2 separate regions of the Homo sapiens genome follow, and region 1 is linked to region 2. The links are chromatin loops, found by intact Hi-C in ENCODE. Cell type or tissue: heart right ventricle. All regions are shown on one strand. Each heading gives the region's core, and the rest is flanking DNA. Links, peaks and the distances in the headings are about the cores only.

What was found. A loop is a pair of places that touch in the nucleus more often than their neighbours do. Peaks named below come from ENCODE experiments on the same cell type or tissue, not always from the same donor. Only the 100,000 strongest peaks of a DNase experiment are listed, where the experiment ranks them.
Region 1: it touches region 2 in a loop (3-fold over the local background); 21 of 110 quality-filtered maps call a loop at or near these places.

What each region holds. Positions count from the first base shown.
Region 1 is chr2:136,648,320-136,659,707 of GRCh38, forward strand. No RefSeq gene overlaps it. Among named protein-coding and RNA genes, the nearest start is that of THSD7B, 110 kb to the right of the region's middle. In heart right ventricle, for the core only: a CTCF peak has its summit at 5,809; a DNase peak (open chromatin) is centred at 5,721; H3K27ac peaks cover 2,133 bases.
Region 2 is chr2:136,418,082-136,429,469 of GRCh38, forward strand. No RefSeq gene overlaps it. Among named protein-coding and RNA genes, the nearest start is that of CXCR4, 310 kb to the left of the region's middle. In heart right ventricle, for the core only: CTCF peaks have their summits at 5,539 (motif pointing right) and 5,743; a DNase peak (open chromatin) is centred at 5,560; H3K4me3 peaks cover 696 bases; H3K27me3 peaks cover 2,595 bases.

The sequences.
Region 1 (11,388 bases), core at 1,066-9,065, 230 kb after region 2:
CTAATGACTTGTTACTGGGAGGATTAGCAAGAGGAAGTACAGATCCTCCTGTCCTCTTTCAAGTCACCTCATATAAAGTGGCTGGCTACTCTATTGCCAACCCAAACTGACCTGATAAAAATCTATTTAGTAAATTAACATTTATAAGTGCCTTGCTCTAGGTTTGCTCCCATATCACAGGATTTTTGCTAATTTTAAATGACATTGCCCCTTCACTGGAGATTAACAAGATACGAAGCAATCCCAATATTTTAATCAGGGAGGGGATGATTCCTGCTGAATAGCAGAAAATGTGGTTCTTCTGGAAATCCATTTTTCGTTTGTTTTCTCATTTGCACCCCTAGTTTAAAGAAAATTGACTTTTTAGAAGAGAGTGATAATTAATCTTTGAAAATACTGCAATTGGTTGGCTTTACTGCTGTTTTGGAATACCAAGCACATACCCCAGTCAAGTGGAGCTCTGCCAGGGGAGGGGTTGGCATGACGGGGAGGAGCAGCAGTGTCATGCAGACACATTGGCGTTAGAGTGCCAGCCCAATTGGTGGGGAGGGGCCGAGAGGCATGAGACCAGCTCTCTACAGCCCTCTTAAGCGGTCCGGGAAAAGCTTGTGCTCCTTTGAGACACTTCACAGTCTTTGCAAATGGAGAAATGGCCTGCTCAATTCAAATGAACTGCAAGGGCAGACTGATGGATAGTACAGAAATGTGTTATAAAAGTTAGATTATAAAGAAATGGATTTCATCTCCAGCAGTATGATACTAGATGGGCAGATAAACCCCTCTAGGTATAGAGCAGATAAAAATGCTGGATAAAATACTTCAATATATATTTGTAAAGCATGGTTGAGCTCACAGTGAAGTAAGGGAAACAATTAAAGTCTAAATGACAAGAATACATTATTCTACAGGGGTAAGTAAGCATTATGGCTGGTGATTGTCCTGAGGGCATGTGCTTCAAGGAAAACGTCACATCTTCAAAGGCACCTACATGCAGACTACACTTCCCCGTGCGTATTAAAAGCTCCGAGCTCTGGTATCCAAGATCCTGGGTTTTCAGACACTGTGAGGATGCACAGTGTGCAGGTGATAAAGCTTGGAGCCTTAACAGGTTGGGAAGTTGGATTAGAAACTCTTGCATGAAGCTACAGTTCTCAAAGGACAACATGTTTGGTAGGTGAACTAGAACATAATCTGCCTTACTGAAGGAGAATTGCCTTCTCTGCCTTGTTTCAGCATGGAGTAAAAATAAAAAGAAAGCAAGCTCCACTAAGAATTCCTATCTCATGTGCCTGCCTTTCAGCTTTAAGGGCAGAATTCATACCAACTGTGTTATTAAAATGAAAAGCAAGACACAAAGCACACAAACTCATCAGACATCATGAGCCTCTGGCTTGACAGTGGCCACAAGAGCTTGGCAGAAACAAAGGCAAACCTCTATGAAAAAACACACTTACGATTCAGGTTCCAAAATTTCTGTAAAAAAGTTTAAAGGAATTAGAACTTTTAGTTAAAAATCACCAAATATACAAGAAAAAAAATCCATCATGAGTAAGCGTCAATAGAAAGAAAAAGCTATAGAGTCAGACCCACAAAGAATGCAAATATTATAATAATCTGATACCAACGTATGTTTTATATATTTAAAGAAAGCTGAGAAGGATGAAAAAGCGTCAAAACATATGACCAGGAAGATTTGGGAAAAAGGAAACAAACAGAATACTTAGAAATTAAAAGAATAAAATTGAAATTAAAAAACCATATTTACAGACTAAACAGCAGATTGGACACAAATGAAGAGAGAATTAATCTTCCAGAAAATAGATCTGAAGCAATTAGCCTGAGTGAAGTTTAGAGAGGCAAAGGGATAGAAGATATGAAAGGGGTTAAGAGACACAGAAGATGATATTTAAAGATTCTGCATCTGTCTAATTGAAGTTCCAAAATGAGAGACTAGAGAGAATGGTGGAGAGGCAATATTCAAAGTAATAGCAGATGAAAAAATTTCCAGAATTGGTAGAAAAACTGTACACCTTGAATCAAACACCAAACCAGGACAGTACAAATAAGAAAATTGCAAGCTAATCTCATTCATGAACGTATATATGAAAGTCCTCACCAAAAAGTTCCAAAATAAATCCAGCAATGTGCAAAGAAGATCATACATCATGACTGGCCCTACACCAGTTTTTTCTCTCCTAGCTCATTTTATCAGCTTGTGTGCATTTAAGTACCATATTTATGCTGATGATTTCTAGGTTAGGGTTATATCACTAACCTAGAATGCTTCTTTGAGTTTGCACTCAAGTTCCAGAAAAAGAGAGTAGAAAGAATGGTGGAGAGGCTGTATTCAAGTACCAGTTACCTAAGTATCACAGACATCCCAGCCAAAATAAGTCTAAAGTAGAGCCCTTCATTTTTCCTCCCAAGTCTATTTTGTTAGCCCTGGTTTTCTTCTGCTTTCACCCCTAAGTCTTTTTCTTGGTTGTTTCAACTTCTTTTCCATTCCTTTTATTTAAACCATTCCTATACGTTCTTCTCATCTTGAGTTCCTGCACCATGAAATTTTTCCTGACTTACCTCTTCCCTCCCCACAAAATCTGGGCTAGTTGGCTCTCCTATTCCTTCCATAGCTTTCTGAAGTTTTCAGCATAGCACTTATCAAGGGGTGTTGCAATGGTTGTGTATTTGCCTGTCTGTCTCACTAGAAGCTTCTTGAGACAGGGACTCTTGTTCATTGAGAGAACATGTGCCATGAGTACAGAGTCTAGCCTTTAGTTGTCAATTGCTCAGTAAGTGTTAGTTGACTAACTGAATAAACAGAGTAGCATAAATGTTTTAGTCAAAGTATGCACAAGGCAATAAGGAACTAAGGAGAGAGATACAGGAATGTCTCCTATCCAATCTGAAGGATGCAGCCCAGGAAATGTTTGAACTGAGTTTGCTAAGGTAAGTATAATCTTTGACCATCTTGAGAGGAAGGACACAAGGGGTATGAAAAAGAACATTTTAGATAAAGAAAACACCATGAGCAAAAACTAGTGGAAAAATGTAAGCAAATTACTTGGAGCTAAGAGTATTTGGAAAGCACAAAAAATGTCTCTGGAGAGGTGAGATTTTCTGGAGCTTTGGTCAAATCGCAAAGTTTGGCAGTCCTTCTTGAAACAGGGGAGCCTCTGAAGGAAGTATAATGGGAAACTTACATGGCCAGATTCATGCTTCAGAAAGATCATTCTAGACATACCTAGGAGAATGACCCAGAGGTATGGAATCAGATACAGGAAAACACATTTTGTAGGGCTTGCAGCCATCTAGTTGATAAATGACAAGGGCTGAGTAATAACAGTGATGGTTATTAGCAAGGAGGGAGCCAATTGTTCTCAGAGTGCTGGGGGAAGGTGCTAGTATCGAACCAAAATATTCTGTAAGAACTGTCATTTGGGGGATTATCCAGCTGTCAGCACTGTCACAGGCCTGGCTGGGGCTAAGCTGATCCTGTTTGTGTATCTCTGGAACCACTGCTGGAGTCGGCGGAGAGATCTCCCCCCTACTTCAGGAACCATCTGGAGAAGGTCAGTCTGATCATTGGGATTCATATTCATTAAAAAGTTTACAAAAGCACAAGTCCTTGCTCAGAAAGGGAGAGATTACATCAACTTTCATCCTGTCTTTCACTCATTGTTTTCTGCTGGTTTTATTACTGTTTTGGCACCAACCTTGATTTTGAAGCTGAAAACAGACAGTGGCTACATGTCAATATTCATTAAATATGAGAAGATAGGTTAATCCTCAGAAATCTAATTTTGATGTTAAAACTGAAACTCATGCAGGCTTTTCTTGCCTTTTGTGGAAACTGGTGACTATTAAAGATAGGTTATGCCTGATAGGTTGATTACACAGCATTCTTTTTATAATATTCCTTTTTCATAATGTTTTAGAAAATACTAATTTATTAAGCAAACATAGTAATCTTCACAGACTGTTATCTAAATATTTAATTTGCATATTGAATCACACATCTGACAGGGCAGGATAAATGTGATTAAATTCATTAATATAGATGTTCCAAGATGAGTGTTTTCCTTGCTGTGATGTTTTTTGATTCAGATTTGAATTAGAGCACACTGGCTTTTCATGCCACACATTACAATCTCCTGTCCTTAATGGCAATGTTGTCAGTATAGCTAAACAGAAACACACTGGCCAAGGAGTGGTGTGTACTTTCCAGCTCTCAGGAGGAGGCCAAGTGAGTGTTGGGGATTTAGACAAATGTTTTCCAGGGGCTTCACCATAGGAGTAGTTTTGCATAGCAGAGTTTTGTGTGTTTTCCTGCACCTAGCTTTCCCAACAAGATGGGTCAGCCCTGGAGGCCTGTTAGGAGACCGGGCCACAAGACGGACTCCAGAGGAAAATAATCCTTTGACTAAATGAGTGTTCGGGAGTCCAGAAGAAGACTAAGACTATTATATTACAGCATGTCACCAGCTATAGAATAAGGTTGACTACAAGAGAAAAATGTATGGGAAACCTTTGCCAAAGGAATGTACTTTACAAATGAAGTTGGTTTTACTGAGAACAGCAAGGCATAGAGGTTAAAGGGATGGACTTTGGATGCAGACTTCCTAGTTCCAAATCTATGCCTCAATTTTCTCCTTTGTAAATGGAAATCTTAATTTTATCTCTTGTGTATGCTTCCCATGAGGGTAAAATAAGTGAATGTATATAGAGTGCTTAGAAATTGCCTGTCATAACATAACCAAGTTTTCTCCTTTGCCCATTGGTGTCTGATCCTCTAGCACAGGGTCTGGCCAATTGTAAGCACTCAGTGTGCCTACATTCAACTCACTGTACACACTCCCTGGACATCTATTAAGTGCCAGACCTGGGCCAGGCACTAGGACAATGATGAATACGACATATGGTCTGCCTCAAGAAAAACAAAGTCTAGTAGAGAAGACAGACATACAAATGGTAGATTCTATTCTGTGTGATGAAGGGAATAACAGGGGCAGATATGGTGACAAATTCCAGAGGTGGTTAGGGGGAGACTGAGTTTGGATTTAGGAGGTTTATGAAGGAAATGGTTTACATGGTTTCTAACTACTAAGTTGGGTTTTGAGGTGTGATTAGGCGTTGGATTATCAGGAGTGTAAGTGATGAGGGAGAGTAAAAGGGTTAAAGAACTCAGGTATAACAGGAACAGAAAACCAAACACCGCATGTTCTCACTCATAAGTGGGAGTTAAACAATGAGAACACATGGACACAGGGAGGGGAATAACACATACCGGGGCCTGTCAGTGTCTGGCGGGGCCACACTGGGGTTGTGACGGGAGGGAGAGCATCAGGACAAATAGCTAATGCATGTGGGGCTTAAAACCTAGGTGAGGGATGATAGAGGCAGCAAACCACCATGGCACACGTATACCTATGTAACAAACCTGCACATGTATCCGGAACTTAAAAAAATTTTTAAAAAATCATTTCACATTCCAAAAAAAAGGACTCAGGTATAGAATAATGAATATGGGATGAAAATATGCCATGTCTTTCATCCCTTTTGTTGTTTCTTTGATTTGGCCATGAAATTTATTGTTTGGAGTCTCCCCAGTTCCTAATCTAAGTTTGGAAAGAATCACATGCCTAATGAAAGCATCAAACTGGAGAATCCCCTCCTATTCTGGGAACTGGCGAGCTGGTGTTCAGCTGTGTGTGTACTGCTGTTTATAGACCACTGGCTTGTCTCCAACAGTCGAGTCTAGACTTGGTCCATTACTTTGCTTCTGAGACAACCTTCTGGCCAAGAAATTGCATATCAAATCCAAACTCTTAGCTATTCAGAGCTTTGTTCTTCTGGAAGAAACAGGATGGAAAATATTTGAGATAACTTAGGATTTCCAAATATAACCACTTCCTTTGCTGGAGGGGGCTAGAGAATGGGAGTAACAATTCTCACAATCACCTTCTTCATTTCTTCTGCCCTTTAGTCACTTGCCTGTCTCTCAACATACTATCATACTGAGAAATTGATTAAAAACACACTTCGATTCCCAATTCATTAAAATTAAATGTGTCACATCTTACAAGTGAAACTACAATTTTCAGACGGAAAATGAAAACATTTTTCCCTCATATTTTGCTATTACTGTCCCCACAGTCTCACAGTTGACAGTCTTTACTTTAAAAGGCCGCTTCACACAGATATGCACAGAATTCATATTGGAAGCACCAGGAACAGAGAGGAAGTGCACATGGATACTTTCAGAGGAGCCAGGCTGTGTGAAGGACCTCTGAGCTGACCATAAGAACCACACTTCTTTTCTGATGGTCTTGCCTGGCTGAAGGATGGATCACTTCCTTAAGCTGAATCTGCATAACCAAAGCATGCTCTTAAATTTTAAATGATGTGTATTGTTTCTAGGCTGGTTGTATTTTTTGTCCCTCCTTCTATCTACTGGCCAAAGGAGAACACAGAACTATCTATTTTCTTCCTTAAATCTCTTCCTGCTCTTAGATCCTCAGTCTTAATGGTACAATTATCTTCCCTAGTGAGAAATCTGGGAGCTAGCACACATTTCTAGTTGTCTTTAATCTCTTGACCTAATTTTCACTGTTATTTCCATCTCCTTAACTTTTTTTTTGTTTGATACCTCTCTCTTTCATATGCCTTTTAGTGAACTGTGTATATAGATGAAGACCCTTAATTGAGAAAGAAAACACAATTTCTACAACATATTTCAAAACATTTCTCATCTGGACTTCTGTAGGACCCTGTAGGATTTCCTGCTTTTGTTCTCATACTTCCATCCCAGATTTGTAACACTGATTGTGCTTTGCACTTTAGTGGCTATAGGGCCAAGTAAAAAATTTCTTAGCATGAAATAGAAGGCCTTTAGTCATCCGGCTCCACCCTTCTTTCTAATGCCTCCTAGTTTCTCTTCATGCCTTTGCTTATGTTCTTCCCACAACTTGATGTCCCTTTCTTCTCTAATATCTTTGTCAAACCCCTTCAACTCATCTATGAATTTTCTTAAATTACATGTCAAGCTATGTCAAAGGCAGGACATAGCTTACTCAAAGTGGGTAACTTGAGGAGAGTTTAATAAAGAGATTATCTCTAAAGAAGTAGGCAGGATGTGGGGAAATCACAAACGGTAGGGTAGTAAGTACCTGAGGCTAAAACAAGGGGCTGTCATCTGCCCCCTCCCTGGGCAAGGGAGCTGTAACCTGAACCCAGAGACACTAACAACACCTCTTTATGCCCACCGCCGCCTTCACCCCCATATTCTTCGCTCCTGTCTTCACTTCCTCCCCCTAGTTTGTTGGTCACTTCCTCAAAGGACACTGACGTCCAGAATCCCAAAGTCTCAAGTCATCCAGCTCCCTTGAAGTACTAAAAAAGACACAAGAGAAACCACTTCAGACGAATAACTCATTTCTCTCCAGTTTCTACACCAGGTCCTAGCTGCACTTCTGCTCTGGTTATGTGAACTGAACCGTTTGTGACCTTGAGTTTCTTCCCCTGTGATCCTTAACACCTAAAACCTAGAGTAGAATCATCCCTTCAGTGGCCTCCTAGCTGTTTCCTTTTTGGGTTATACCACAGTTTCCTACTTGGCCCTCAATAGGCTGAAGGCATTCCAAGAAGAGTTCTCCCTAGCCTAAAATGGATCATCTGCAAACAAATGAAGAGAGGATTCCCTCCTCATTTCAATCATCCAAGGTCCATGTCCAGTGTGTCCTATATGGGGACTTGAGCTGGTCTCCCTGGTGTGCTAGATGCAAATCTGACTCTACGAAGTTTAGATTGTAAAGGGGGAGGCTGAGGGCTTGGAACAAAATTTTGATGAATGGAGAAAAGAGGGTCTTGATAAGAAAAAGCAAAACAAACTTCCTTGTGTAGTTTAATTTGTGGGTGGAGCATCTTCGCATGATTCTGGATGTGAGATTCCCAGTTTTGGTGAGAATTAAAGCTCACTGAGAATGTCACTGAAGTTTCATATACTTTAGACTCTTTTTTTTTTTTTTTTTTTTACAATTTCCATCATTAAAGTCAACAAATATTAATTGGGCCCTTGGTATTCAAAAATCCTTTTCCTATGGACTGTCTTCAGCACACAGAAGGCATATATCAGCAGTGTCTATAGTGATGAAACTCAAGTCTTTTTTCCATGAAATAAGATACTGGTATGGAGGGGGAAGAGTCAATGTGGTTGACCACAGAGGGAGAAAAGGTGCAATAAACCCCTGGTGCAGGTATTCTAACCCTGGGATGTGGGCTGTGAACTTCCTGTTCCTTCCCTATAATAGCTCCTAATATACTTTATTGTAATTGCCTTTTTAATGTCTGTCTCTCTTACTAGATTATATGCCCATGAGGGCAGGGAATTTGTCCTATTCATCATTGTCACCTAGTATTTAGCACAGGCCTAATGAAGAGCAGATACTCAACAATTATTTGTGTGAAAAAAATGGCTTCATGTTGTTTGAAGAACATCTCTGTGCATACAGGAGGCCCTCACTCTATTCAGTAAATGGGGCCAAGTCTAGAGTGTCCTGGCTGTGGCCATGGGAAGGAAGATTCTTTGATTTCTTCTGACTGTCATGGAGGGGTAAGGCATGTAAGTTATTTTCATATACCCATGTAATAAGACCTAGGCACATGTCACCTATTTATTTTGATTTGAAGACTCTTGCAGTCTTAAAATACCACCTCTTACCACTTGTGTTTGCTAGTTATTATCAGCCTCTGTCAGAATAAGACTGTGTGTTATGCAGTAGCGGCACAAAGATTCAGCCTAAGCTATAGACTTCCCTGGACTTGTTAACTCTTAACAGTTTGTTAGATCAGCTGGAATAAAATATGGACCTGGAACACAGAATGGCTAAGTTTTGATAAAAGTTAGGGAAAATGGAGAACTCTTTTATATTGCTCCTCAGTGTAGAGTGAGCGTAAAGGAAGGCAATTCTGTGGGGGCTGAAACCCTTTATTGAGCTGGTCCTCTGACCAAGCTGGAGTGTGCTGTCACAGCAGAGCCGGTCTGGAAAAAAACACCTCAGGTAGGGGTAACTTGAGAGCCAGGAGAAAGAAGGATGAGGGGAGGAGTCTGCAAATATTTCAAATCTTACCAGGTATTCTTCTGGGAAATGTATAAGATGAGGCAAGTTAGAACATGTGGCCCTGCTTCAGACATTAATGGCCCTCAAAACACAGATCAAGCACTTCATAAGCCCAGGAGGGAAATTGATGGCTGAAATGGGTCCAATACAGATCAAAGTGAGTGTGAGGACCTCCTCAATATCTTCAAGACACAGTTTTGGATGATTGTAGGGCATGCATGGGCATGTAAGACACCATCCTTCCCCGCAGGAATCTTACAGTATAGTTTTGAAGACTTTTTAACAAAATATCAAACCAACCACTTCTTTGCCTTGTACATAAAACGTATCAATCTTTGCTCAATCAATAACATAGACCATCTGCTTTCCAGACACTTGTCAGAGAGAATAACCTCAAATTGTCAACTCTCTAACCCCTATCAGAATTCAGTCTGAGAGAAGAGATACTTAGGGAAGATAGCCTGTAAGGAATGGTTTTCAAATTATTATTTTTTGCAACAGGTTTTTTCTTCTAATGATATCTTACCTGGCAAGGCAGAACAGGAAATAGAGAAAAGTGGAGGTGTGCTAATTGAAGGGGGCAAGAGACCCCTAAAGTCCCTCAGCCCCTCTTTGGTCCCTGAAGTACCTGTGTGTGACTCTACTGCCCCTGAAGGGTAGGCTTTGGAAGCCACAGGTCTAAAGGAAATACAAGATCATTACTCCTCCATATGTTCTGCCTTTGTAAGCATTCAGTGGAAAGCTACAACCAGGACTCATTTAGCTTGGAATGTGCAAAATTACCTTCTTGAGTTATGCCCTTAGCTTACCCTGAGGGTGAGAGTAAGATCAGTCTTATGGGATTTTTTTCTCTTTATATATTTTTGAATTGACAGAAAATATTATGAAAAGCATGTGACTTTTGTAATTCAAAAATGTAGAAATGGATGATGTAATAAAGGTAGAAATGGATGATGTAATAAAAGTAGAAATGGATGATGTAATAAAAGCAGAATGTTAGAAAAAATGGGCTTAATCTAAGGTAGAAATATTAGAGACTGAAAGCAGAGAGAAGTTAGGAAGTTGGTGTTGTCAGCCCAGAGTGACACTATAGACACCTAGACCAGAGCGGTGGCAGGTACAAGATGGAAATCATTTAGCATGAGGATAAATGAACAGGGAAATATCAGAGGCAGCATAAGGACAGAAGAACAGAGGGGCCATGGCAAAATGGCAGAGGGTATCTGTGGGGAAATCCTGAGGGATTTGATCAGTGGGGTTTGTATAAAAAGAGGATAATCACTGTCCTTTAGAAGTCAGAATCAGAGGGAGCCGTAGGTGGTAAGAAGACCTTGCTTCCTTGTGTCAGGAGGGACATGGAGGTTAAGGGGATGAGGATGCTTTTACACTTGGAAGTGGTAATCACACTTGCTCACTGGGGATTCTGGTCCTACATATAAGATGCTTCCCTCCAGAACTCCTCCCAAATGAGAGAGCTGCCCACATCCCGGGATCCTCCCTGAATAATGCATTCTGACCTGATTCTAATGATTCAATAAAAATAATAATCATTTACATCTGTATACAGAGTGGATGATACATTTCTCTAAAGGGGTTTCACATTCTCTTGTTTCACTCTTCCAATCATGCTGTGAGGGAAGAAGAGCTGATTGTGCCTTGATTTCCTGAAAAAAGATACAAACAAAAAGTTACATAACACACTTCCTAGGTAGTGGTTGACTTGTGTCTGGGACCTGAGTCTTTTTTTTTTTTTTTTTTTTTTTGAGATGGAGTCTTGCTCTGTTGCCCAGGCTGGAGTGTAGTGGTGTGATCTTTGCTCACTGCAACCTCCACCTCCCAGGTTCAAGCAGTTCTCCTGCCTCAGCCTCCCAAGTAGCTGAGATTACAGGCACCCACCACCATGTCTGGCTGATTGTTTTGTATTTTCAGTAGAGACAGGGTCTTGCCATGTTGGTCAGGCTGGTTTCAAACTCCTGACCTCAAGTGATCCACCCACCTTGGCCTTCCAAAGTGCTGGGATTACAGGCATGAGCCACTGCGTCCAGCCGGAACTTGGGTCTTTTGCTTGCAGCCTTGCACTCAGTCTACCCTCCCCACTGGCAGGCTCTCCAGCAGGGCTCTGCATCCCTGTCTGTCTACAGGTGCACAGGAAGTATGACTCTTGAAATCATTCAGAGTTTCTGCTCTGTTTGGTAGTCTGCACGTGACCTTTCCAGACTTCTCTGAATTGGATATTGATGTTGGCCACTTGGCTCGAAGGGCTGTGTTTCAT
Region 2 (11,388 bases), core at 1,894-9,893:
AAAGGTCCATGGATATGGCAAGTATTCTTTAACCATGTCATGCCAAGGATTTGGGCATAGCAAGGGACTAAGTGCCTGGAAGAAATATTTCAGCATCTGGGGAGTTCTTTAAAATACACAGATAATTACTTCGAGATTTCTATAATTTAACTGCAAGTGTTAAAAATATATTTCCGAGGATTGATTGGGTGCTAAGCCAGTGTTTACATCTGGGAGGTAGGTCAGGGACAGGGGGCGGTGACAAGGAAGAAAGGGACATTAAGACTGTGACTGGTCTGGGATTTTACCCCACTTGCCAGCCGACAAGTTAACCTGCCACAGTTTAATGGATGCTGGTGGACTCCTGGGTCAGAGACAAATAACTTTACTATATTCCACATTAGCAGTAACCAGAATATCAACATTTGTATCAGGGCAATGTGGAGAAGGCCAGGTAATGCCTGTGTGTGCAGTGAGTTGTGTTACAGAGGTACCCTGAGTTCAGGGAATCCAAATCTTTTCTAACAGGGAATAAGCATGGCTGGGCTTAACTCCAGAGGCAGATGCCATCTTTATGACGTGGGCAATAAACAACCTTGCTCTTTGCTCTGGAGGGAGGCACAATTTCTGTCTTCCAAGGCTGCTCTCTATACAAACATCCTGGGAAAGATAGTCTCCAGCAAAGGCAGTCAGACACATGGAGAATTGTCTTCCAAGAGGGACTTAGAAATATTTTGGCCATAAAGATGAAATTAACTCCCTCCCCGCCAGCTCCCTTAGGTGAGTTTACCCCTTGGGTCACAGTAGCTTTTTCTCTTTAACTTCCAAGGAAATCCAAGGAGACACATTTCTATCTGAACTCAAGGCACAAGTCAAACCCTTCCTGGGGTCAAAGGCTGAGAAGAATTGTGAAAGCTCTGTCCACTTCATGACCTGTATATCCCTTTTACTTTGCTGCTCATTGCAAGGTAGTTGAACATTCCGACTATTAGAAATGCTAATTTTACATCATCTTTAACCTCGAAGGGACTGCAGGTTGTTGCCTGGGTCAGTCCTTGACTGAGACAGACTTTACATTTTGGGCAACTAAGGTTTGGAAGAATTAAGTGTCGTCTTCAAAGTCATTCAATAAAGACCTAGTGGAACGATGATTCCAAGTGAGGTCCACGGAAATGGAAAATTTCCTGTCATTTTCCTCAAAACCAGAGTTTTGACTAGGGAATCTTTTTAGACAGGATCGACCAAGAAAGGTTGAGGGGAAACTAAGATGAAAGATGGGTGATGGTCCTCAGAATACCTTTCCTTAGCAGTTGTCCAGAAAGCAGTGTGTGAAAGAGATTGCCAGTTGCCTACCCAGTATCCATGCTCTCTTGTTTTTTTAGGATAAGATCCCTGTATATTTGAGTATGGCAATTCTTCCAACTTTTATTTAGTTTTTAATTTTAAAATTTCTAATTTTAAAGATTTTAATTTGTTTTTAATTGAAAAATAAAAATTGCATATATTTATCATGTAGAATGGGTTTTGAAATACGTGTCCATCATGGAATGGCTAAATCAAGCTAATTAACATATGTATTGTCTCACATACTTATCTTTTTGTGGTGAGAACATTTAAAATCTCTTTGAATTTTTCAAGATGCCCTGCTTAAAAAAACAAACATATTTGTTAGCTTTCCTTGAGGTTGGGGTGGTCAATGAGGTGTGAGTGGAAGTCACTTCCAGCAAAATTCCTTCAAGGGGATTCACCTGGCTGGCAGGAGACCCATTCCTTTCCCCGTCTCCCTTCTCCCTGCCTGGAACATGGCTAGGATAACAAGTCCCAGTGACAGTCCTGGGATGGTGAGGAGACCTCATGGATGGAATCTGAGTGGAAGATGGTGGAGCAGAAAGTGAGAAGAAGCCTGGGTCATCGCTAACACCATAGGGCACCACGCCAGCCCTGGACAATGCACTTTTGGATTTCTTCTGTGTGAGCGAAAAATGATGCCTCCTTTTTTTTTTTGCCACTGTATTTTTGGGTAGCAGGTGAATGTTAATTTTTAACAGATAGTGGGTGCTTACTGATACCTAACTGTGATCCCTGAATGTTCATTGTATCCAGTCGAGTTTCTTAGTTGCAAGTAACAGAAAGTTTGGCAACCTTTAGCAAAAAAAGGACTAATGAACTTTTTAAGAAGGTTTACAGGGTCAAATAATGGAAGTGATGGCTGAGGAACTTGGAGCAGGTGGGCACCAGATTGTTCCAGAACATCTTATAGTGGGCTCTGCTCATTGTTCTCTCCAGGGCTCCACAGGAATCAATGGATCCTAATTTCTTGTCTGTCCTTGTGTCACTGTCAAGATTCAACATCTCAGGGAAGCGAGTATTCTATTGGCTGAGCCAAGGTCACAGGACTGCCCTGTATCAAGCTGGCGAGAGGAAGGACAGAGCAGAAGGAGCCTCGTGGAGCCCCTCCAGCTTCCACTCTGGGAGGGCAGGCACGTGGTTTTATTGTCCCACGAAGACTGCACACAGTGAGGGCCAAGGTGATTCCCTACAAGGAAATCAGAGCATGGTTGGGAAGTGACACTACTGAGTGCCTCCCACCATTAAACAGGATTCAGTATAGCAGATTTGGCGCTTTCTGTGATGAGGTGAATTGGTCAGGATAAAAGGCAAAGATTGTTACATGAAGGCTTCAGGGATGAGCAGTTTCTTACAGACCTGATAATAGCAGTGCCTTTGAGGAGGGCAAATGCTTCATGCGAAATAATTCTTTTAATCTTCTCCAGTTGATGTAGATGTAAGTGATATTTCATGGTAAAAATACTAACACATCTATTTCCTCAGTTGCCTCTTTTTCTTCCTTTAACTGGCTGCAGTTTCTAATTCACACTCATGAACCTGTCTTCAACAATTACAGGTCTTCATGGATCTCCCTAAGTAGGGGCAAATAGTCTTGTTCCTCTGTGTTGGGAAACCAGGGCTCCAGAAAGATCAAGGGCTGTCCCCAGGGCCACAGGGTATGAGGGTGGGGTGGGGAGGTAAAAGCGAATTACAGAGTCTGTGGCTAAGGTGGCTGTAGGTCGTCAGTTAAGTGCTGGCTGCTGAGGAGAGCGGGCCTCAGTGTGAAGAGGCTCATGAGTAGAGAAATGAATGTGATTGTCTAGCCTCAGAAAGTCTAGGTTGTCGTGAAATATTAGTGAAATATGTCAAGGAATGCAAAAACTTGGAAACTTAGACTCTTAGGGTCCCCACCAGACCTCAGTTTCTTGTTGCAGCCATGTCTCAAATGCATCACTGGGGATGGGTATTGACAGGAAAGCAAAGGCTGAAGTCTCTACCCTGCTGAAAATGCTCCACTGGCTTCCCAGAGACAGCAGAATAAAACCCAGTCTCCTCATTCTGGCCAATATCTTTTTTATTTTTTTGAGAGGGAGTCTCGCTCTGTTACCCAGGCTGGAGTGCAGTGGCATGATCTTGGTTTACTGCAACCTCTGCCTCTCAGGTTCAAGCGATTCTCCTGCCTCAGCCTCCTATCTGGGATTATAGGCACATGCCACCATGCCCTGCTAATTTTTTGAATTTTTAGTAGAGATGGGGTTTCACCATGTTAGCCAGGATAGTCTCCATCACCTGACCTTGTGATTTGGGAGGCCTTGGCATCCCAAAGTGCTGGGATTACAGGCATGAGCCACGGCACCCGCTCTAATGAGATCTTTCATGACCTGTTGCCTTCCCATGTGCTCTCCTTTTTCCCTCTGACTTCCCTGCTGCTGCAGCCACTTTGGTCTTCTTTCGGTTTCTGCAACCTCTTCGCGTGTGGTGCCAGGGAATGCTCTGCCCCAGAACCGTTGTTTGGCTGACTCCTCCTTGCCATTCTGGTCTCAGTTGAGACGTTGCCTGCCCTAAGCGGGCTCTATTGGCTGGCTTCCATTCTAGGCTCCACCATAGGCAGGCTGTGTCATATTCAGCTAGCCCTTAACTGCTCTGTGCCTCATTTTGCTGAGCTGTAAATGGGAATCAGGTTAGCCTTGTTATCATATGGTTACTGTGTTCTGGCTTGCTTTTGTTATAGCACTAAACACTCTTTGAAATTATTTTGTTTGCTGATTTGTTGTCTGTCTCCTCTAGGCTATTAGCAGGTTGAGTAATTGGAACTACATAGAACCCAAAGTTTATTCATTAGGCAGGCAGTGATGGAGCAAAACCTCACAAATGCATCCTCATACATCATCTGGACCCTGGATTCCCCACCTGAGTTGTGAAGGAGTGGGCTACACCCGTGGTTCTGTGTATCAGAATCACCCTGGGGCCTGTTAAAGCTAAAGGTACCAAATAGAATTACCAGACAATCCAGCAATCCCGCTTCTAGGTATATATTCAAAAGAATTGAAGCAGGACCTCAAAGAGATATTTACACATCCACATTCATAGGAAAAAAAAAAAAAGCTGAGAGGCAGAAATAACCCAAGTGTCCATTGACAGATGAATAAACAAACTGTGGTATGTAACACAGATAACTATTGTTCAACCATAAAAAGGGAGGAAATCCTGTCTCATGCTACAACATGGATAAGCTTTGAGGACATTATGCTAAGTGAAATAAGCCAGTCACATAAAGACAATATCGTATGATTATATGAGGTACCTAGAACAGTCAAATTCATAGAAACAGAAAGTGGAATGGTGGTAACTAGGGGCCTGGAGAAGGTGGAAGGGGAGGAGTTGTTTAAAATACAGAGTTTCAGTTTTGCAGGAAGAAAAGTATTTTCTTGATGATGTGAATATACTTAACGCTACTGAACTGTATGCTTGAAAATAGTTAAGATGGTAAGTATGTTATTTTTAAAAATTACAATAAAGGTAGATTAAGTTAAAAAAATAACGATGCGGCACCTAGATTCTGAGTAAATAGATTGGAGTGAGTGGGGCATTGACATTTTCAAAACCTCCCTGGGAGATCCTGACACTGCTTAAAGTTTAAGAAACTCTTGGCCGGGCGCGGTGGCTCACGCCTGTGATCCCAGCACTTTGGGAGGCCGAGGTGGGCGGATCACTTGAGGTCAGGAGACCGACCACTTTAGGTCAGAGTTCAGCCTGGCCAACATGGTGAAACCCCGTCTCTATTAAAAATACAAAAAGTAGCCGGGCGTGGTGGCTTGTGCCTGTAATCCCAGCTAGTCGGGAGGCTGAGGCAGGAAAATTGCTTGAACCCAGGAAATGGAGGTTGAAATGAGCCAAGATCGCGCCATTGCACTCCAGCCTAGGCGACAAGAGCGAAAACTCCCTCTCAAAGAAAAAGGAAAAAAACTCTTAGTTAACACTAGCGTTAACCCCAAAGTTAAAGGTGAGTCTGGTTTGGATTTGGGGCATTTAAAACTTGCATCACCCCTGACATAAAAAGTCTGAATTATGCGGAGAAAAAATGCTCCCCAAATCCTCCTCACGAGCTAATTTTGCCGAACGAATCCGCTTCTCACCTGCATTCGCGCCTCTCGCCGCCTTTCTTTCAGGCGCACAGAGATAAGGTGGGCAGAGGGCACTGGAGCCAGCCCACCGGCGGTTTTACTCCTGGTGTCCACAAGGTGGCAGGCCAGGCACTTGGATTTGCGCAGCCAAGGGCGTGCGCAGCCCGCGGCCGGAAGCGTCCCGGCAGATCGCAGACGGGGTGTTGAGGGACCCCGCGCTTTTGCTTTCTTATGATTTGGGGGCTGGTACCTGGGCTAGAGCTGAAGCCGGCAGGTCAGTTTCCTGGGAGCAGGGGTGTGTCTGTTCTCAGAGAAGGGTTTAAGCCGACTCCCACGTACGCCCTGGAGGCCATAAGAGCATCTCAGAGGCACGCAGGACCTCCAGCGTGTGCACGAGTGTTCAGGGATAATGTGAACAAGCTGTTCTGTTTTTTTTGTTGTTGTTGTTTGTTTGTTGTTGTTTTTGGAGGGCAATGTTTTGGTGATAGTTTTAAATACTAAAAGGTCAAAGGCAGAATAGATGTTTTGTGTGGTTTGAAAACTCCTCAGTGGAGGGCCGAGGACTCCAGTTAACATGCACTTGCTGTTGGATATTTTATGGGCATTTAAAATATATGGACTTGCTCACCCACTTCAGGCTTTGACCCAGCAAGGGGATGCAGTCCATAACAGTAAATGAGTCAGCGAGTGGCCTGGTGACACGTTAGGATGAAAAGTGGAGGGGGAATTTTTATATGCTTTTAATATGCTGTTTGTTCCTACCTCAAGCTAGGACAGTGGTTTCCTGTAGGTACAAAATGCTTGCACGTGGTTTAGGGCTCCTGAAGACACGAGGAGGCAGCCCAAAGAGCAGAGGCTTGGGGTTAGACGGGCACGGGCTGCACCTCCAGCTCAGCCTCCCACCAGCTGTGGGATTTGAGACTGGTACCTCATCCTGGCTGAACCTGAGTTCACTCCTCTGTGCGATGGGGATGAGAATCCTGGGGTGGGGTGAGGAGTAAAGGAAATGCAGTTCGTCTGTTCCCTCTTTTAGCACACACAACTTCACCACCTGTGTGCCAGGCACAAGAAGGTTCTGAGGATGCTAAGGCAATCAGGCATGGTGATGCCTCCCAGGCAGATATGCTGAGGGGTGTTTTCAGTTCAGCAAGAGAGACAGGGGTCTGCATGGGGTGCCCCGGGCTGGGGACTGGCAGGGGAGGCAGCAGGACGAAGGCAGGCAGAATTAGCGGGTGTGGATGTTCAGGGAAGGAGCGGAGAGAAACATAGATCAAGCCAAGGTAGCAGATTGGAGACCAGGGGGTTTGGAGTGTACACTATTTGCCATCATAAATAGAATTATTTACCATGATTTTAAATAATGGAGAGATTTCTCTTGAAATTCCAGGTCCTCAGCTTCCCTGGAAAAAAATAGACATGGCTACACCGAATCAGTATTTCCACATCAAACAATGGTCTGAAACTATGTAGTGGTTGCCTTTCTACAGTGTATAGACTGCAGTCCCCACCACACCCTATTGCACACCCAACTCTACCTGCTTCCCTTGTTGACTTTTAGTCCTTGCTTCTGTGCGGAGCAGCTGCACACAGTGGGTCCTTAATACCTGTTGTTTCCCTTCACTTCTTGAGGGCCCAGATGGCCTCACAGGTGGCTTAGAAGAATAAAGGAGCCATAGGTGTAGTCAGGATTCCATTTACTGGGTCTTCTCTTTCACTTCAGGGGTCTTTTCACCTTTGCAGTGAACTTCTGGCCACACAGCTAGGTGTTTGGTGAATGTCAGGGAGGCTTGCTGAAGTTACAGTTTGTAGGGCATTTTTTGTCAGCCATGCTTGGCTCACTTGAGAGAACCACATGCAAATCCCTCTCCAAAGCACCATTTCCCCATGAATAATAGAAGACTGTTTTTGGGAGGATGGAGACCCTGTAGTTCTGTAATAATAGCATTTTCATGAAGGAAAATCACAGCCTCACCATGAGCACAGCTGAGAACATGGAACCTATTATTGAGACATTCTGGTTAAAATAAAGCATTATCCCATAAGATGGGTCTGCCTGTGGGAGTCTTTGGAAAACCAGGTGAGAGGGATTTGCAGGTCCTGCTGGAAATGAGTTGGTAAAAAAACATCCTTCCATCCAAGGATGATTAAACTCAATCATGAGGCTGCTAGGAAGCCCTGGTCTCACCTTCCTAGTGGGAGGCAAAAGTGGATAATTCACTGTCACAAAAGAAAGAGAGGAGTGAGAATGGGGTGAGGGTGGTAAAGTAGAAGAGGGAGGGAGGAAAGATTGCTTCATTGTGGAGTCCAGGCTCACTGGAAGTGTCAGGGGGAATAGCTACAATCAAGGGGTCCTTCTATGGGCTTGAGGGTGGTGCCATTTGTAGAGGACAGTGGGTTGATGTGGTTGTGCCATTGAATGTGGACTGTACCCCGAGTCAGAAACCAAGAGATGGGGAGACAGCTGCTGACAGAGGAGGCTGGGACCAAAGGACTTAGAGGGGAGACAAGCGAGCCCTTCATCCTCAGACAACGCGGGAGGCAGGGGCTGCCCCTTGACCCTCCTCTTATTACTTAACTACCCTTTTGTCCCCGTTACATTAAAAGACATTTTTGTTCTGCAATTTACTGAAACTCAGAAGTATAGAGAATAGTGTTTCCTGCATATTAGAATCACTTGGGGATCTTTTAAAAATTCCAAAGCAGAGTCGCTTTCCCAGACCATGTAAATCACTGTCTCTGTGGGTGGAACACAGGTATCAGTGTCTTTGACACTCCCTGGCTGGTTTTGATGCACAGACAAATGTAGGAACCACTGGCATTCCTGCCTGCTCCTATCACTCAGCCTCCCTCATAACCAACATGTGGCCAGTCTCGCTGATCCCACAGCTTTTGTGTCCTAGATCCCTAATTTTGCCACTGCCCACCCTCCTTCCCAGATTCTTCAGAAACAATACTAGGCTTCATGTTATTTCATTCTTACATGCTTCAATATATAAAAACTTTTTAAAAAGTGTAAAACAACATTATCACTCCCCCCTCCACAAAATGAACAGTATTCCTTAGGATCATCTAATATTCTGCCTGTGATGCTCAGTTTAGCTTTTGAGACATTTATTCCTCTACTTTATCTTTGATTTTAATTTGATTCTGAAGGGATAAAGTTTCCCCCTTATTTGGGGGGTAGTGGTGTTGGTGAAAGGGACATACAACTAGCTCACCCCTGATAACCTGCCTCTTTTCCTTAGGGTGACTGGGGGTTCCAGTCTCTTCAGGGACAGTCCCGCCCACATTTGTGAGGACAGTCATTCAGGCACAAGGGGCTCGTACAGTCATTCAGCAATCGTTGATTGGGAGCCTCTATATATTCAGACACTGTGTTAGGTGCCAGGGGATTGAGTCTGTCTTTGTCATCATTCTGTTTAGCACGTTGTAGGGACTCAAGAAGTATTTAGTTCAGTGATAGAAGTATATGTTTTGTTCCCATAAAAGTATATGTTTTTGTTACCATTATGGTCAGCAGCCAATCCATTGCTGATGTATTGAGTCTGGGTATGCAATACCACTTTATAAATCACATATGCACAACACTTCTACATCATACCTCTTTACCTCTGGAACTTCTACATTGTACCTCTTTACCTGAGAATCTATGAACATTTTTTCTATTAAGTAATTTTCACGACAACTTCATATGTGGTTCCCAAATGAGGTGAAACAACATGGCAGAGTTAAATTGTAGTAGCAGGGAGTGGGGGCAGCCTGAATGGTTGAAATGCAAACATGCCGTCTAAGCCTTATTCCAGCCACGAGGCTTCAGCCGCCTCTTTCTATCAAATCCTTTCAAAGGAGTGCTAACATGCAACAGAAATTGATTGGTATGAAGCTGACCTTCTTTTATTTATTTTACCCAGCTTCTAAGTGTAACACTTACAAACAGAGCAATAAAATGTCCAGAAGGCAACCAATGTAACCAAAGGAGAAAGTGGGATCTCACTGACCCACATGTTTTTCTTTTAGACTATTTTTTCTGCTTAACACCCTACTATGTTTATTATTTAACAATTCAAAAAATATGGAAGGAAGAAATGAGGAAATGAAAATCACCCATATGTTACCATTTAGAGATAACGACCATTATCTGCCAGAGATAATTGACTGGGTGTATTTCCTTCTAGTCTTTCTTTTTTCCTATGCCTAAATATGGACTGTGTACTCTGATTTAATTAGAGTTAGTGTTATTTAAATATTCTTAGAACTTTGTGCTTTCATTAGCAATTTTTATTCCGTTTTCTCCTTCTTTTTCTCATTATAATCTTGTAAAGGATGTAAGGAAAATATTATTCTAATTTTACAAATGAGAAATCAAGGCCTGGAAATGTTAAGTGGTTTTTCATCAATGGCCCAGAACTCCTCACTTTTTTTTTTGAGACTGAGTCTCACTCTGTGCCCAGGCTGGAGTGCAGTGGTGCCATCTCAGCTCACCGCAACCTTGGCCTTCTGGGTTCAAGTGATTCTTCCGCCTCAGCCTCCCGAGTGGCTGGGACTACAGGCGTGCGCCACCACGCCTGGCTAACTTTTTTGTATTTTTAGTAGAGACAGGGTTTCGCCATGTTGGCCAGGCTGGTCTTGAACTCCTGACCTCAGGTGATCCACCCGCCTTGGCCTCCCAAAGTGCTGGGATTACAGGCATGAGCTACCGCGCCTGGCCAATTCCTCACTTTTAATCCAAAGGTCTTTTATCTTTTCCACCCCTCTTCCTGCCTCCACATTTAGACTGTTCCAGAAGGTATCTGACTTAAACCTTCTGGAGATGGGAACAGAAATAGCAGTAGGTCCCACTTCCATAAATAATCTTAGGGATTTCCGCACTGACGGTTCATGCCTCTTGTATCCAAGATGAAGCAGATTTAGAGAACACATCTGACTGGACTGTATATTTGCTGGGCAGAAATGAATACAGCCCATTGCAGTGATTGGTGGTTTGGATTCTCTAAACCATTTTTTCAACAATATAACCAGGATTTGACTTGAGTGGAATTGGAGAGGAAAAGGAGTTCAGAACTAATATTTTAGATGGATGGTATGTAAGTCTCAATTCTTTTATTTTTTTTAATATACTATTTTGTAGAGCTATTTTAGGTTCACAGCAAAATTGAGCAGAAGTTAGAGATTTTCCATATACCCCCTGCCCCATACATGCCTCCCCCATTGTCAACATTCCCTACCAGAGTGGCACATATGTTACAACTGATGAACTGACATTGACAAATCATTATCACACAAAGTCAATAATTCACCTTAAGACTCACTCCTGGTGTTGTACATTTTATGAGTTTGGACGAATTTATAATGACAGGTATCCACCATTATGGAATCATACATAAAATTTTTCTGCCCTAAAAATACTCTGTGTTCTGCTTATTCATTCCTGCTTCTCCCTTTAATTCCTGACAACCACTGGTCTTTTCTACTGTCTCCATAGTTTTATCTTTTCCAGAACGTCATATAGTTGGAATGATTCAGTATGCAGCCTTTTAAGACTGGCTTCTTTCACTGAGTGTTAATATGCATAAAAGTTCCCTCTATTCTTTTCAAGGCTTGATAAACCATTTCATTTTAGTACCAAATAATATTTCATTGTCTAGATATACCACTGTGTATCCATTCCCCCATTGAAGGACATCTTGGTTGCTTCCAGGTTTTGGCAATTATGAATAAAACTGTTATACACATCTAGGTACAGGTTTTTGTATGAGCATAAGTTTCAACTCCTTTGGGTAAATACTAAGCACAACTGCAGAATTTTATGTTAAGGGTATATTTAGTTTTGTAAGAAACTGCTAAACTGTCTTCCAAAGTGACTACTATTTTGCATTCCCACCTAGTAATGAATGAGAGTTTCTGTTGCTTCATATCCTTGCCAGCATTTGGTGTTCTCAGTGTTTTGGATTTAGGC